2 separate regions of the Homo sapiens genome follow, and region 2 is linked to region 1. A link is an interaction called in ENCODE POLR2A ChIA-PET data of the cell type or tissue named here. Cell type or tissue: A673. All regions are shown on one strand.

Region 1 (8,000 bases):
TTACGAGCATTGTTATGGCTGGGCATAAATTACAGAAGTCAGGATTTCAACCACGGTGGAAAAGTCTATAAAGATTTCTTTCCCTTATTAACTACTGTGTGACCACTAGGTTTATGAATGGAGTTAAAAGTTCTAAACAGGAACAAAAATGTGGTAAATGCCCTCGAAGGCATTATGTGGAAATTTCTTCACAGTAGTGGAGACCAAGCAGAGAGAGAGAGAGAAAGAGATGAAATTAAAACAAGCTGCACACATAAATGATGCTAGGAGAGAAGGAATAAAAACTCCGCAGGTCTTCCAAGAGCTGGCAGGGGCCACCCGCCAGTCATAGCAAACAGGAGTACTCTTTCTGTGCTAAGTAAATAAACTTAATTGTACATTTGTAAGACTATGGAAGGTCTAAAACAAGAATTTTTTTCCAAGGTCTGAAATATCTCCATTAAAGAGTTCATAGAAATGAGAGCTGTCTCTTTAAAATCAATACCAAATTGGCTAGGGCTTGTAACTGCTCAGAACAGAGCTAAGGGGCAAGCTGTTAAAAAATATGGTTTTTATAAACAAACTTGACATTGCAAACTTAATGCAAAACCCTATGCGTGTAGCATCACTTGTGTGTACAACTTGTTTAAATTAGAGCTCCAGGAAAAAGGAAGTAAAATCGACTTATTAACCTTTTGTTTAACAATTCTTACATACTATATTTTGAAGTAGACGGTGGTGTCTCCCTAGCCTTCGAAAAGTTAAGAATCTGTCAGCATTTTCTCCTGAAAATTTTTATGCATATTTTTGAAAATCCAGCTCTAAGTATGTACTCTATACATAAAATATTTTTTGCTTGAGGTGTCAACAAATTCATTGCACTGCATTGAACTTAGAGAAACATTGTAAACAATACTTAACTAAGGTTCTTCCTTCTCCCTGGTGCTTAAAGATTGAAAATAGAGGTGGTTTCTTTTTTCTCTGGAAATTTATTAACCAATATTCCCTCACTCCAATTCAACCTCCTTTGGTATTTGAAGAGAACCACAAAACACTAGTTGTTAATATTGTTTTAAGCCTCACCCTCTTGCTTCATTGTATCTTTGGTCAGATCTGCTTTTAATATGCCACTTTGCAAGTTTAATTAAAATCATAACAGCTCAATCCTATGAGTTTGGACAACACTGGATATCAGCACAGATTTCAGGAATTATGAAAGAGACATACAATCTCTCTTAAAATTGAGCAGTTGGCTTAACCAATAATGTAGCCTGAAAAGTCTGTTTCTTAAACATGTAAATATTTAACATGACTCAAATGCAGTTGCTCTTTCTATAATTATTCCAAAAGATCATTTATTGCTCTTGAGAGTGCTTTTCTGAATGACACGGTTCTTATTTGAGTTTGTATCACCTTCCTTTTGCAAGAAATCACAGTTTGGGTGTGCTCTCAGAATAATCTGAAACACATTGCCTCCCTCTACTCCTGAAAATTCCAGCTGGTGGTTTGTCACCCATGGCCTGTTGCATTCTTAAGCTTACAAACATTTTTAAGTCTTTTAGATGTGCCACAGGATTTTATTTTTGATGATAATGTTTATTTGCATGTAGCCATAATTGCTGAAGCAGTCAGACTACAGCCACATTAGCGTTTTGCCCCTTATGGTGGAAGATGGTTAAGGATGGCCTGGCGCAATTTGAGCTTTGGAAAAGATTTACCAGATGGGATGATTTTGAAGAGGTTTGATCATTATCTTGGATGTGGAACATATAGTACTTTCTGCATGATTTATCTGAAGTGATTAACTACTGTATTGCTTATTTCCACAGTGCATTCTGTGATCTTCCTGGAAGCATGCAGGTTATGCTTAGTTCTACTCTATTAATTATATGGGGTATCTTCAAATCTTTCTTCTATTGTTTTGCTATTAAGGATTAACTAAACATTTTCTTTGGCCTTTTATTCCTTTTGTAAGATTGTGGCATTGCCCTGTTCAGTGCCTCCTTCCTGTCCCCAGGGGAGGCATATTTTGGAATATATAAACTAACACCTCTAAAATATTAAGAAGAAAACCTCTAACTAAAAATACAATATGATTTCAACCAAAAAGAAGACGTTAAATTTCATTTTGACATGATGAGTTTTACACACACCCACAGAAGTCTGATACTGGGAGGTGAGCTAAGGACAGAGTATCCGTTTAAGCTCTAACTATTGCTGGGTTTTGTGGGATTCAAGCAAACCCTCAATGCTAGAAGAACAGCTCTTCAGATTTAAATTTAGTGAATAAAAACTCTCATTTGGTTTATACTCAAATATTTTGTTTTCTTCCTCACAAGTTTCTTAGTAGTTATAGAGATGCTGGCAGAGGGGAAAAAAGCTTTATGTGAATGTGTCCTATTCAGAAATTTTCCTGAATGATCACTGCCAAGGTCTTTAAATTGGCTGTTCTTAAAAATGGAGACCTGTATTATAGTCAAGGTTGGGGCTAAAATTATTAACTTCTCTCCTCTATACCAAATAAAATCATGCCTGGCTTGTAATTCACTTGCATTAAGAAACCAAGTAGAGAACTTGTCCTACTTACAACCAATTTTAGGACATCTATAAATTCAATTTGATGAGTTCAAACAGAATTTCATATGTGCAGAAGAATAAAATATCATCGCCTGATTGTTGCCTATCTGACCTTGAATGTAAAGTGGGTGTCAAGCCATAATTTTTGGACCTCTCATTTGTGCCACATAATGAAGAGTCAGAAAGGATTTATTTTTAGAGACATTTCAGGAGTACCAGTTTGAACCACATTAAATTATTTCCTATTTTCTATACTTACCACCTTGCAAACACTGCCAGAGCTTCAGGGAATATTTTTCTACTTTTCAGTGCCAACAGAAAATTAAGCCCAGCACAGGTATCTATACTGATAGCCCATTTTGGATCCAGGGCGAAATGTTTTCAAAACATTAGTGATTGTTTTACACTACTATGCTTTATGTTAACTCTCACTGACTCACAGCAGCTGATGATACTCAGCTTAATGAAATGTATCTGCTACTTATATTTCAGGGAGACGTACTTCTACAGGATCTAACTCTGGGTAGCTATCTTCTTATTCTCCTCCTTCCTGTCAGAGAGTGACACCACCAGTAATTAAGTTTGAAAACTTACTGTCATTCTGACTCTTGTTATTAGGAACCCATTAAATTCCAAAATAAAAATTAGTCTATCTTATGCTCAGTGCTTAGCTTGATCCATCCTCCCTTCCTTCCTTCCTTCTTTCCTTCCTTCCTTCCTTCCTTCCTTCCTTCCTTCCCTCCTTCCTCCATCCCTCCTTCCCTCCCTTCCTTCCTTCCTTCAGAAATGTGCAGAAAATGAAATTAGGGCATTAACAATAACAAAGGGTTATTGTTTCCTTTAAAAATTGTGGCACACATCAATATAATTTGTTTATACACTTTTGATTGCAAACAAATGTATTTCTCTTTAATGTAGACAAATTAGGCAGTATAGAAAAGCACAAATGCAAAAATATTATTCATATTTCTATTACTCAGAGAAAGCAATGTTTTAAATATTTTGTTGTATATGCTGTAGTCTCAAAAATTATGTTAAATTGCACAAGATATTAGGCAGCCTATTTTATTTACTAAACAGTAATTGTCGGTATTTTCACATGATATTTTCTTCTACAACATGATTATAATTGAAGTATCTATCTCATGACACAGCTGTATCACAATTTGTATACCCAATTACCTATTTTTGTTCATTTAAAACATTTTCAGTTCTCACTGGTACAAATTCTGAGTTGATTTTCTATGGAATAGCTGTATTTTTACTGCTTTGTAGAAGATCCCTACATCTTAAAGATATTAATGTTTTGGTGTATATATTTGTGATATATACTAAAAATTTTCCAATTTGAATGTGACCTTTAAATTTTTATAACTTATTTTTACTTAAAGAAATTATTTCTTTATATAGTGAAATATGTTTTTCTTTATCCATATTTAATTGTATAACATATATTATTACTTTTAAAGTTTTGCTAAGTAAATTTTCTTAATTATTATACTTAAAAAGTATTTTCTAGTCTCTCCAATTTATTCTTTTTGATGAATATTATAATTGTTTTGTGATGTTTCAAAAGTATGTACAGGGGTGATTGGATTTTCATTATGTGTACACATTCATTTTTATATAACTGATATTTTAATGTAGTGAGTCAATCTGGCAATATGTCATAGCTATTCATTTTTTGAAATTTCATTTTCTGCACATTTCTTTGAACTTATTTTATAGCGTTTTAAACTTTTTGCTAATTTGTATGGACTCTTCAAATATTTCTAACTGGTTATTGACTGCACACAAAAAAACTCATTTAATTTTCCATATTCCTTATTTTAAAATAATTATTCTTGTATTCAACTTAGAAAATGTAAAATATAAAGAAATTTAACTGCACCACAAATTTATCATTCAAAAATATTTACTTTTCTTATATCAATATCTATATTGGCAATCCTCTCTATCTTTTTAATATACATAATTTTAGACAGTCTTTTTTGAAAAACATTGGGGTCATACTCTTCATTGCCTTCTGTAAAACATATTTTCTACTAGAGTATATATTTATAACTTTTTCTCCATTTTATGGGATGTACAATATTTCCTAATCCATCTATATTGTTGAATATATGGCTTCCAAATTTTGCATATTAGAAACTGTTATATAACTTGCATAGAGACCTACAGATATCAATAATGATTTCTTTTTTTCTTTGAGACAGAGTCTCGCTCTGTCGCCCAGGCTGGAGTGCAGTGGTGCCATCTCGGCTCACTGCAAGCTCCGCCTCCCAGGTTCATGCCATTCTCCTGCCTCAGCCTCAATAATGATTTCTTGAGAATAAATTTCCAGAAGTGGAATTGCTGTATTAATGGGCATTCAAACTTTGAAGCTTATAATAGATATTGCACAATCTTCCAAAATCATTTTTCCAATTTACTCTTCTATGAGCAGCATTCATTTATCTATAAACCCTAGATATAAATATTTGTCATTTTTATTTCAAATGTTATCAATCTTACTTGTCTAGTAAAAGCAGTAATTAACTAATTAAATTTGCAGACAACAAACTTAGCTATTTTTGTTCTTTGGCAGTTTTCTCACTGATGACATTTGCTCATTTTTTGGTATTTATATATTTGTCTTTTGTCTACACTTTTCAACAGGTTTTATGCATTAGGAATATAGAATATTTGATAAATTTTAATTATTTTAGAGATCTCTAGTTGTTCTAAATTTTAGTTTTTTAAAGTTCTTTTCTATGGATTTGAATTTACAAAATTTTTCATCACCATGAAATTATATATATTTTGACCTATTATTATTTTGAGTGGCTTTATGCTTCTTTACTTTTAATATAAAGTTTAATTTACTGCTAATGTACTTGGAGTATGCTGTGAAATTTATTTTTTCTAAATATTAGGAAATTGTACTCATCCACTTATAGAGTAATCCATCCTTATTACACTTATAGGCAAGTTATTACATGGTATACACTTTCAAATTTTTCATTGTTTATGCTCCTTTTTCTTACATGTATTATTGCATAAGAACCTCTAGAATATAAATAAATAATTATTAAACATTAGGCTTATTATGTTTTTGAATTTAATGAAAATGATTCCAATATTTCACATTTATTATGATATTAAGTATTGTGTGTGCTGTTATTGATGTTTTTAGTATTTAAGGAATTGGATTATTAAATATTATCAAATTCTTTTACAACACCTCTCAACTGGTAGTGTTTTTTTAAATACTTTGACGTTGCTGTGGTACATTATACAATTCATCTGCCAGAAATAAAAATAATTTTCTCAAAATTTATTATTCTTTTAGCATAGTGTTAGATTCAATTTGCCAGGGGTCTTTTTGTTTGTTTGCTTTATTCACACTGTTTGTATTCTGTTTCTTTTTACTCTACTTATACCCTATTATTACTGACTTTTGTAATCAGTGATATAGAAACTTTTGGAAATAAATCAGAGAGATTTTCCTATTTTTGGTGCTCTGAAATTACTTAAACCACATAGGACAACAAAAAACAAACATCGTGTGTGTGTGTGTGTGTGTGTGTGTGTGTGTGTTTGTGTGTGTTTCTGCAGTATTGTCTACAGAAAATGGAATAGACAGATCTTTCATGGACAGCTCAGTAAGTTTTGTCAAATGCATACACTCATGTAACCCACATCCAAGGCAAGATACAGAACATTGCCATCCCTGCAGAAGGGTCCAGCATGCTGCTTGCCAGTCAGTTTCCACCGCACATCCCAAAGGTGTGTGTTCTGATGTTTATCATCTGTCTGTTGTACTTCACATAAATTAAATCATGTATTTGAGATTTGTTCATGTTGTTGCGTATATCCATGATTCATTTCTTTGTATTGCCAAGTAGTAGTCCATTGTGTGAACATACTCCAATTTGTTTATCTATTTATGCAAGAGTCTGTAATTTTGTAGGCTCTTAAAAAGTTTTTTTATTAGAATAAATAAATTTATTTTAATACAAGTCTCATACAAGTTTTTCATGGCTCTATGCTTTTATTCTTCTTAGCTGAATAGCTAATAGTAAAATTTTGGGGTTATAGGGTAGTTAACTAGTTCAACTTTATAAAAAACTGCTAAACGGTTTCCCAAAGGTTGTAACTTTTGCAATCCTATCAACAAAGTATCTGGGCTTCATTTGCTCCACACCTCACTAACATTTGGTATTGTCAATCTTTCTAATTTTACCATTATTGTTGGGGTGTAACTGTATGTCGGGATTTTTATTTGCATTTTCTTGATCAGCTCCCAGGCCATGGACTGGTACCGGCATTAGATCCTCATAGGAGTGTGAACCCTATTGTGAACTGTTCATGTGAGGAATATAGATTGTGTGCTCCTTAAGAAAATCTAATGCCTGATGATCTGTCCCTGTCTCCTATCACCCCCAGATGGGACCATCTATTTGCAGAAAACAAGCTCAGGGCTCCCACTGATTCTACATTATGTTGAGTTGTATAATTATTTTATTATATGTTACAATGTAAAAATAATAGAAATAAAGTCTGCAATAAATGTAATGCACTTGAATCATCTTGAAACCATCGCCTCCTGGGTCCAAGGAAAAATTGTCTTCCACGAAATCGGTCCCTGGTGCCAAAAAGTTTGGGGGCTGCTGTTCTTGATGACTAATTTTATTAAAGTATCATTTCATGTGGTTTTTGGTCATTCATTTATCTTCATTTGTGAGGTGTCTGTCCAAATATTTTGCTCATTTTTAAAATTGGGTAGCCTTTATTATTGATTTGTAGGAGTTCTTTACATATTGTGGAAACAAGTCCTTTGTTAGATGAATGTATTGTAAATATTTCCTTCCTGGCTTCAGCTTGCTCTATTTATTTTCTTAACATTTTGGCATAATAATTAAGTTTTAAATAAGACATTAAAAATATGTATCTTATTTAATGTTTCATATCTTTCTATTTTAGCATGTAGATTATTCTTTTTTATTCACAATTAACATAAAGTAATTTTAACTTAGGTTTTCTCTTTAAATACAAAGTTACTGAAGAATAAGACTTTTAGTACTCCAGTTTTAGAAACTAATTTATATTTTCATTTTTAATCTGTGGTTTATTCTTTTCCTGTCAGAAAATGTGACCTTAATTATTTCTAACATTTTCAATAAAGTGATTATTATGATGCACAGCTCAGATTCTCTTTCAGGAATAAAATATATATTCATTTCTGCTGCATTTGCAGCAGGTAGATAGCCCTCAGTTATCAGAACATTTGGGAATTGCCTCCACTGAAGAGCCACCCTACCCAATGCCACATTCCTTTCCCTGGTGACCCAAGGCCAATTTAACCCTTTTTATATTTATTGCTATGAATGATATGTTTGGCCTACAACCTAACTCTGTCACCAGAACCTTGGATGGTATGAAAGGGTCATTATATCACAGCT
Region 2 (8,000 bases), 890 kb before region 1:
ACATCAGACCTGAGACAAACTAGTGATTCCCATAGGAAGTAGCCAGGGAATAGGCCTTAGGTAGGCAAGTGTCTCAACCCTTGGTCTCATAGAACTGAAAAATACCTAGGTCATTCTCTAAAGAATCTGCCTCTTTCTAGAGAGATAGAAATGGATGATCAGGGAATTTTAGTGATGTGGATACTGTTATGAGGTGAATTATGTCCCCCTTCCCTCATTTATATGCTGAAGTCCTAACCCCTATAGGGCTTTAAAGAGATAATGCAATATGACTGGTATCCTTATAAGAAGAAGAGATCACAACACAGATGCACACAGAGAAGCCCAGGTGAAGACACAGAGAGAGGGAAACCAGTTACAGGTCAAGGAGAGGGGTCTCAGAAGACACCAACCCTGTTGACAGCTTGATCTTGGACTTCTAGCCTCCAGAATTGTGACAAAATATATTTCTGTTGCTGAAGCTACCCAGTCTATGGTACTTTGTTATAGCAGCCCCAGCAAACTCATACAAGAGGCTTACATGAGTCAGCAGAAGAACTTTTCTTGAAGTCTTACCAACCTCAAGAGTTGTGATTCTCAACAAAAGGAAGGCTCTGATGGAATGAGAGTTAAGCCAAGTGATGGTAGGAGCTAGAAGGCAGTGAGAGTCAAACAGAAAGGGCAAAAGCCAAATGAGACAAAAGGAGCAGAGTAGTAAAAATGAAGCCCTGGTACTCATCAGACTTCTTGAGGAAGGTACTGTCACCTTTGACTGAGAGGTAATGTCAAAAATGCAAATGTCACCTTTGTATACCAAGGAGGCTTGAAGGTCTGAACTGTACATTTATATTGCACATGTGGGATGGGAATTGCTTGATATAACCTCAAGAAGTGAGGTTATGGTTACATTATGAGTAATAACAGCTAGCTAATAATCATATCTGAATTAATTGTAGGGTAAGCAACTACAGTCACCCCCCCAATATCCTTGGGTTCTGCATCTGTAGATTCAACCAACTGCAAATAGAAAATATTTGGAAAAACGAGGATGGTTGCATCCATATTGAACATGTACAGAATTCTTTTCTTGGTCATTATTCCCTAAACAATCCAGTATATTAATTATTTACATAGCATTTACATTGTATTATGTATTAGTCTGTTCTCAGGCTGCTAATAAAGACATACCCAGGACTGGGTAATTTACAAAGAAAAAGAGATTTAATGGACTCAGTTTCACATAGCTGGGGAGCCTTCACAATCATGGCAAAAGGTGAAGGAGGAGCAAAGGCACATCTTACATGGTGGCAGGCAAGAGAACATGTGTAGGGGAAATGCTCTTTTATAAAACCATCAGATCTCGAGAGACTTATTCACTATCATGAGAACAGCACAGGAAAAGCTCACCCCCGTGATTCAATTACCTCCCACTGGGTCCCTCTCGTGACATGTGGGGATTGTGGGAGCTACAGTTCAATATGAGATTTGGGTGGGGACACAGGCATATAATACTAGGCATCATAAATATTTTAGAGATGATTTAAAGTATATGGAAGGATGTGCATAGGTTATATGCAAATTCTATATAATTTTATATCGGGCACTTGAGCACCCATGGATTTTGGTATCCAAGAGGGTCCTGGGACCAATCCCCTAGGGATTCTGAGGGATGACTATTTCAGAGAGAAAACTACATGATTGTACTTTTAAAACAAAAATTCTTTAACATGAAAAATATGTGGAGGTATCAATTACTAATATTTAGAGTTTTAAAGGCAATGGGAGCAATCTATGAAGAAATGTGTTGTGACTAGGTAAATTCAGTATCAGTTTTTACTATCTGCACTTATGTTTCTTAACTTACTGTGTCTCTGGAATTAACCTTCGTTGTTGAAATCCTTCTCAAACTTTCAGGTCAAGCTCAAAGTGTCCCTCCCCCATGTAGCATTCCTGGAAGCTCCTTAACTACATAGCAGATACAAATATAACAAACCTGACAGTAAAGTACAGAGAAGAATCTTCTTGCCTTTATGTTTTCTCTTCTAGTTCATTATTCATGTGTTTTTCCTTCTTGGGGGTTGAAAGCTCTTTGAGGTCAAGAACTGTCCTTGATTTTTTGTTTAGCATAAAAATGCTTATTGAGCACCTACTATGTGCTAGTCATCATTCTAAGAGTCCTGGAGTATAATAGTGAACACGACAGGATAGAATTGACTTGGTTTTTGTAGCTCCATATTGCCTAGCAGAGTATATATTGTATGCCAAGCATCAATAAATATTTATTAAATTATATTTTGTCTCACCTTCAGAGGCTTCAGGAATTAAGAAGCAACCCTAGTTTGGTTCTGGTATGGTAAAATTAAAAAGCCCTCAAAAGGATTTAGACTGTTTTATCAGAATGTATCACTACCACCCTTGTATCCCTCTTTCTACAAGCTAGTGATAAAGTTTCTGTCCTTGAACAAATTTTAATCAGGCTCCTCTGAATCTTTTTTCCAATGGATCTTCACTTTTAGGCTTCTGTATTCATCCCTGTATTGTCCAATTTTAGCAAGAATCCTATTAAGTTTAGCCAGAATACCCCATCCTGGATTTCTGACCCCCTCCGTATCTGACCAGGTTCCTCACCCTCCACCGCCTCCCAGGTGATGTCTGGTCACCCTGCCTGCCTTCAGCAAGAGTCCTGTTAGGTTTGTTTAGCCAGAGTCCCCCGTCCCTTCATGTTTGCTCTTAGGAATTTTCCATCCATATCCCCCTGCCTCCCCCAACCCACTCCTTGGCTACAAATTCCCACTTTTCTTTGTTGTGTTGAGAATTGAGCCTAGTTCCGTACTGAGGTCCCTTTTCACTCATTGCAATAATTTTTCTGAATAAAATCTCATTTTAGCGCTTTAACTCCTTCTAGTTCTGTTTTTCCTTTGATGGTATTAGAAGGTATTTAGGGCCTGCTAAGCATGCTGGGTGCTTCCTTCTGTTCCTACCCATCCTATCCCAGGGTGTCCAGCTCATTGCTACCCCTTGCTCTTGCCCTTGGTCAGGTCAGAAAACCCCATCAAACATGGAGCAAAACCAAGTAACATCTTTTTTTCACACCCTGTGATCTCAAGTTTCTACTAATTTATTGCAACTAAGCTAGGAGATACGAACTTCTCCCTTTTACGCTGTTCATTTTTGTTCCTTATTTCTGTTTTTTTTTTTAAAAAAGATGGTTGTCATATCAGTTTGTTTTTCTTTACTGTCCTAAGGTTTTTGCATTTCACCCCTTGCCATAGATTTTAGTATAAAAAAGTCTGACTCTTTTCTTTTTAAAACAATTTTTATATTTTTATGCACATATCTATGAGGTACATGAGATTGACTTTTTTTCTTTGCAAACTTTCTGAAATGTTTCTGATTGTAATGTAATAGACAAGTAATTAAATATGGATTTAAAGAGTGATTTTCTTTTGTCTCATTTCATCATCAGGGGAAGAAAACAGTCATGGCCATCAGTCTGTGGGGCCCTGTGGTGTTAATATAAGGTTTTGACTAGAAACTTTTTATCCTCCATTCTCAAACCATTTTATCAGTCCTTGGAATTTTCTCTAATTTTACCAAGGGTTCCCAGGGGAATCCCCACCAGGTTTTAATGGCTTGGAGACAGACAGGATAATGCTACACTACTCCGTTTCCTAATATCCTCCTCACATGTTCACTCTTTGCATAGCCTCTGGGTCCAGGTAAAGTGCTGGCTCGGTGGCTGGTTTGAAACACGAGCCTCCCACACATCTGCTGAGGACACTGACTATGGCAGGGAAAGTGACTCTCCAAGTTTTATTTGGGTCGTAAAAATTCATGCTGCGCACCGCCTCTTTAGGAATCTGTGCCATTAAATGTGGCTAGGTCTAGAGTACATACACTCTGGAGGAAGCCAGAAAGGACATTAAAATGCTTAGTCTATGACACACTTCCTTATTTTTGTCATTTTGACATTTATGTGTTGTTTCATTAGGGATTTTTAAGAGAAGACCCTTTTTCAGCAAGAAGTTTTCCCCAGATCACCATTAAGAATCAACAGTTTATAATCAAACAGCTGTCTGGTTTGCATTTCAACTGAGCTGGACCACCTGCCGGCTGTTAACCTCTGGAAGGTTATTATGATACAATTGTTGTTGTTGTTTGTTTAAAAAGTTTCAGAGCTCAAGGAAAATATTAGTAATAAGTTACTTAACCTGCAGTGTTTACTGTTCCCACTCAACTTGCAGATGGTGTTCCAGTGGCCAGTGAGAGGGAGGACTCATCTGAGACCCACACTATTTTGTACTTGTTTTGGAGATGAACCGTAAAAATAGGCTTGGCAATGAGGAGCTCTGCCCACGTGGGAGGAGAGGTAGACAGCATTCAAAGGAAACACAACCATTTCTGAGGGCTGAGGTTGCAAGACAATATCTCAACATAACCCTTAGATTCAGCTTGGTAGCTTTCAGCTGAGGTCTGGTAGAGCAGCTCATTTTTTGAGCACGTGTGATTCAGCCATGGTATTTTGCAGCTTGCCTGCCATCTGCTTTCTTCCCTTATCTCTACATCCCCCTGACTAAGGGAAATGATGGCTGCAGGTTCTCTCAAATAGCCATAGGGGTACAATTTTCTAGGCCCTATAAAAATCCAGTCCCTGGACATCATTTGCGGATGCTGTGTTTACAGGGCAGCCTGTCTCTCTTCAGAACCTGGGGGCCAGAGAACACGATTGCCATTTGCAGAGGTGGGAAAGGCTCTATGAGTGTGTGTGTGTGTGTGTGTGTGTGTGTCGAGGATGGGGGGTGGTGGGGGAGGGTACCTGTAACAAGAGTAAGGACCACTGAGGACAGTGACTGGCTGGAATCGGTGTTCCATGAGGAATGAGATTTTTTTCTGTTTTATTTCATTCTTCATCCTCAATGCCCAGAACAGTGACCAGCATATGATGAGCACTCAATAAATATTTGATGAATGAAAGAAAGAAAGAATTAATGATCTTTTCTTTTTTCTATTCACCTCTTTGTTTATCCCCCCAAGTAATAATGAATAGTAGTCAGTTAAGTGTGGCTGGTTGACTGTCAGCACTGGTGTAAAACAAAAACAAAAAAACAAAAACAAAACTGCTAAAATTCTTTCTGGCTATACATTTTAGTATACTTAGGGTTGAAGATTTAGGCAAGAGAACATTCAGGGACTGATTTGGGATGATTTGTGAGGCAGAATAGAATGGGAGAAAGAATTCAGACTTGGGTTTGGAGCTGCAGTGTACCTGTTTCTTGCTCTGGGAACTTGGGTAAATTAATTAGGCTCTCTGATTCTTAGTTTCTTCATGTGTAAAATGGAATAATAATAGGTATTCTACAGGTTTTTATATTAGAGATTGTATAGGTAAAAGCTGCAGAGAATAGAGGGGTAGTAAATTATTATAATTATTAATAGTATATTATTACTGTACTATCAATACTATTATACTATGTAATATCATTATACTATTATAGTATAATAGTATCAACACTATTGTATATCATGTAATTGTATCAATACTATTATACTACATAATGTCATTACTTCTCTCCTTTTTCACACTCACTGCCCACCAAGGAATTAACTTCCTCTGGGCTACAGCATTTTGTAACAGAAACTGTCCAGGATTCTCTGGATTCTAGTTCTATCTCCACGGGTGGCTAACTGTATAACCCACAGCAAGTTGTTTAATTTTTGAACTTCACTTTTTGCATATGTAAAGTGAAGAAAATAATTATGCTGATTCTAACAGGTAGAGAGCATTCAACAAAGTAGAGCTATGCAAATGGTTACTTTGCAAAGTTTGTATAACCCTGGGATATTTAATGTGAAGCTACTTGGTCAACTGTTAAATATCATGCAAATGTGAGTTGTATGGTTCAGTTCATTTCAGCCAACACATTTTTATTGACTATCTACTATGTACCAGATGCTGTGCTAAGTGCAGTGTTAGGTACAGAGAAATAAGGCAGGACACCTATTTCTGAGGTGCTCTTAATCTGGTGGAGGAGATAATCACATAAACAGAGCACAGTTATCCCTGTGATAGTGAAGTTCACGTTTGTTCTCTTTGTTCACTGTTCCATGCTGGCACCTCAAAGAAAGCATCTTGTGGAGATGGAAGTGGGGACACCTGGTATGGGGTTTCACCCTCCTCTTGCATTTGTACGGAGTCAGCAGTAGGTTGTGCTGCCTTGTTTCTTGGATGGCAATAGAATCATTGTAGGATACTCATGTGAAGTCAACACCTTCACCATCTCATGTCTTTGCTTGGGAACCTGACAGTGAACCGTGATCTCTTCTTGAAAGTCTCCCAATAGTCTTTGCTTCCACCATGATGTCATGGGGAGATTACTCTGAAAGAACTCCAATATGGCCTATGATAAATGGATGAAGAGTGCTTTAGGGAGAGAGTCCATATCTTCTCCATTTATAAGTCCTTAGCACCAAATACATGTACGCCAAGGGCTAGAATTCACAACTATTTGTTGAATGAATAAGTGATAGAAACTGAATTGACTCATCCTCTCCAGAATTCCCACTCTCCAAAACCTTTCCACTTTGCCTTCTAGAATCCCCCTTTAGGGATAAGTTCTTTCTTTTATATTCTCAATCTCTTCCCTAAACTGGCATCCGCTTTCTAATCCAGCTAAAAAACCCAGGTTTCCCCTGAACACATGGCTTTCTGCAGCTAGTTTCCACCACCCTCACATGACAGGACTCTGGTCTGGGAGGTACTTTGGCGATGACACTTCCATTATCATTTTATATACAAAATTGCCTTTTCTTCTCTGACAATTATGCCATTCAATTAAACTGCCCTCTGCCTCTCCTTGTTGTAATATTTCACCTTCTGCATGATTCTTTCTGTTTCACTGAAGGCTTCTTTAGTCTTCTCTATCCCCAAGCCAAGATCTTCCATCATCCACAGTGAAAACATCATCTGCGTGATGACCCATTAATACCCTGGCCACTCAGTTCCTTTATCACTTCAGCTCCTAATTTTAGCCTCTTCTTGGTTTTGTCTATGTATCCCATGGTTTTCTCTGATCTTGGTGTCACCCACTGCTGTTTTGCTGATGAAACCACTGCCATGTTACAATCTAACCATGTCTTCCTCTCCATCTGGGGCTCTCAGAGTCCTTGTTATTCAGGTGGCTTAGCATTTTCCAGTCCTCCAGCTCTCTAGTTTCTCTTATCTTCACTTTCTTCCCTAATCATCCTAGTCTCATGGTCCATTTAAAACCACTCTGTTGCAAGCCTCTTCAACTCCTTGGGTTCAATATACTTTGATCACATAGGCTAAGTAAAACTCTCAATTGTGAATTCTCACTATCTGTCATCTCCATGCCAGACTGCTGAGTAAATGGGCTGCCAAAAATTAAAGGTCTACAATCTCAGTGTGCTTGGCAGTTCTTTGTATTTTCCTAATCAGCTGTGTATCTCTTTATCCTATTTTTCATGACATTTATGACAAAGATCCTCCACCTAGCCAACCATCTCCTTCCTCTTAGTAGATGGCATTGTATCTGACTTCCCAGAGAAAATAGAAGGTGCAAGATAGTATCTCTCTATCTTCCTGCCACCAAATCGACTTATCTGCCTGTATCCATGCCTATCTTGCCCCTACCAAGCCAGCCTCCTCTCTGCTGAGGGAAATCTTTCTAAAATTCAAATATGACCACTTTGCTCCCTGCCCAATACTCCAGATCTAAAATGGTTCTTAGTGATCTAGCTCCTGTTTGCCCTTCCAGCTTCATTTATGACTAACTCACTACCTATACCACAGCCTCTACTTTCTAACTGCACAGCTTTTGAAATTATTCATATGCTCTTACCTCCTGGCCATTGTATATGATATGCCTTCTGCCTAGTATTTTTTCCTCTCTTCCTCACCACCCGTGTGCAGCTAACTCCTACTCATCTTTGATGTTTCAAGTAAGATCTCACTTTCTCAAGAAACCTTTCTTGACTGCATCAAGCCACCAAGTATTATGTGC

What was found. Peaks named below come from ENCODE experiments on the same cell type or tissue, not always from the same donor. Only the 100,000 strongest peaks of a DNase experiment are listed, where the experiment ranks them.
Region 2: POLR2A ChIA-PET joins it to region 1 with 5 read pairs; 1 of 35 experiments calls an interaction of 5 or more read pairs at or near these places.

The regions. Positions count from the first base shown.
Region 1 is chr2:66,873,025-66,881,024 of GRCh38, forward strand. No RefSeq gene overlaps it. Among named protein-coding and RNA genes, the nearest start is that of LINC01799, 27 kb to the right of the region's middle. In A673, a CTCF peak has its summit at 1,592; DNase peaks (open chromatin) are centred at 167, 1,637 and 3,277; H3K27ac peaks cover 4,879 bases.
Region 2 is chr2:65,987,776-65,995,775 of GRCh38, forward strand. All of the region lies in intron 2 of LINC02934 (long intergenic non-protein coding RNA 2934), which reads left to right. Among named protein-coding and RNA genes, the nearest start is that of LINC02934, 200 kb to the left of the region's middle. In A673, no CTCF peak of the experiment used is centred here; DNase peaks (open chromatin) are centred at 3,826 and 4,336; H3K27ac peaks cover 1,334 bases; H3K27me3 peaks cover 542 bases.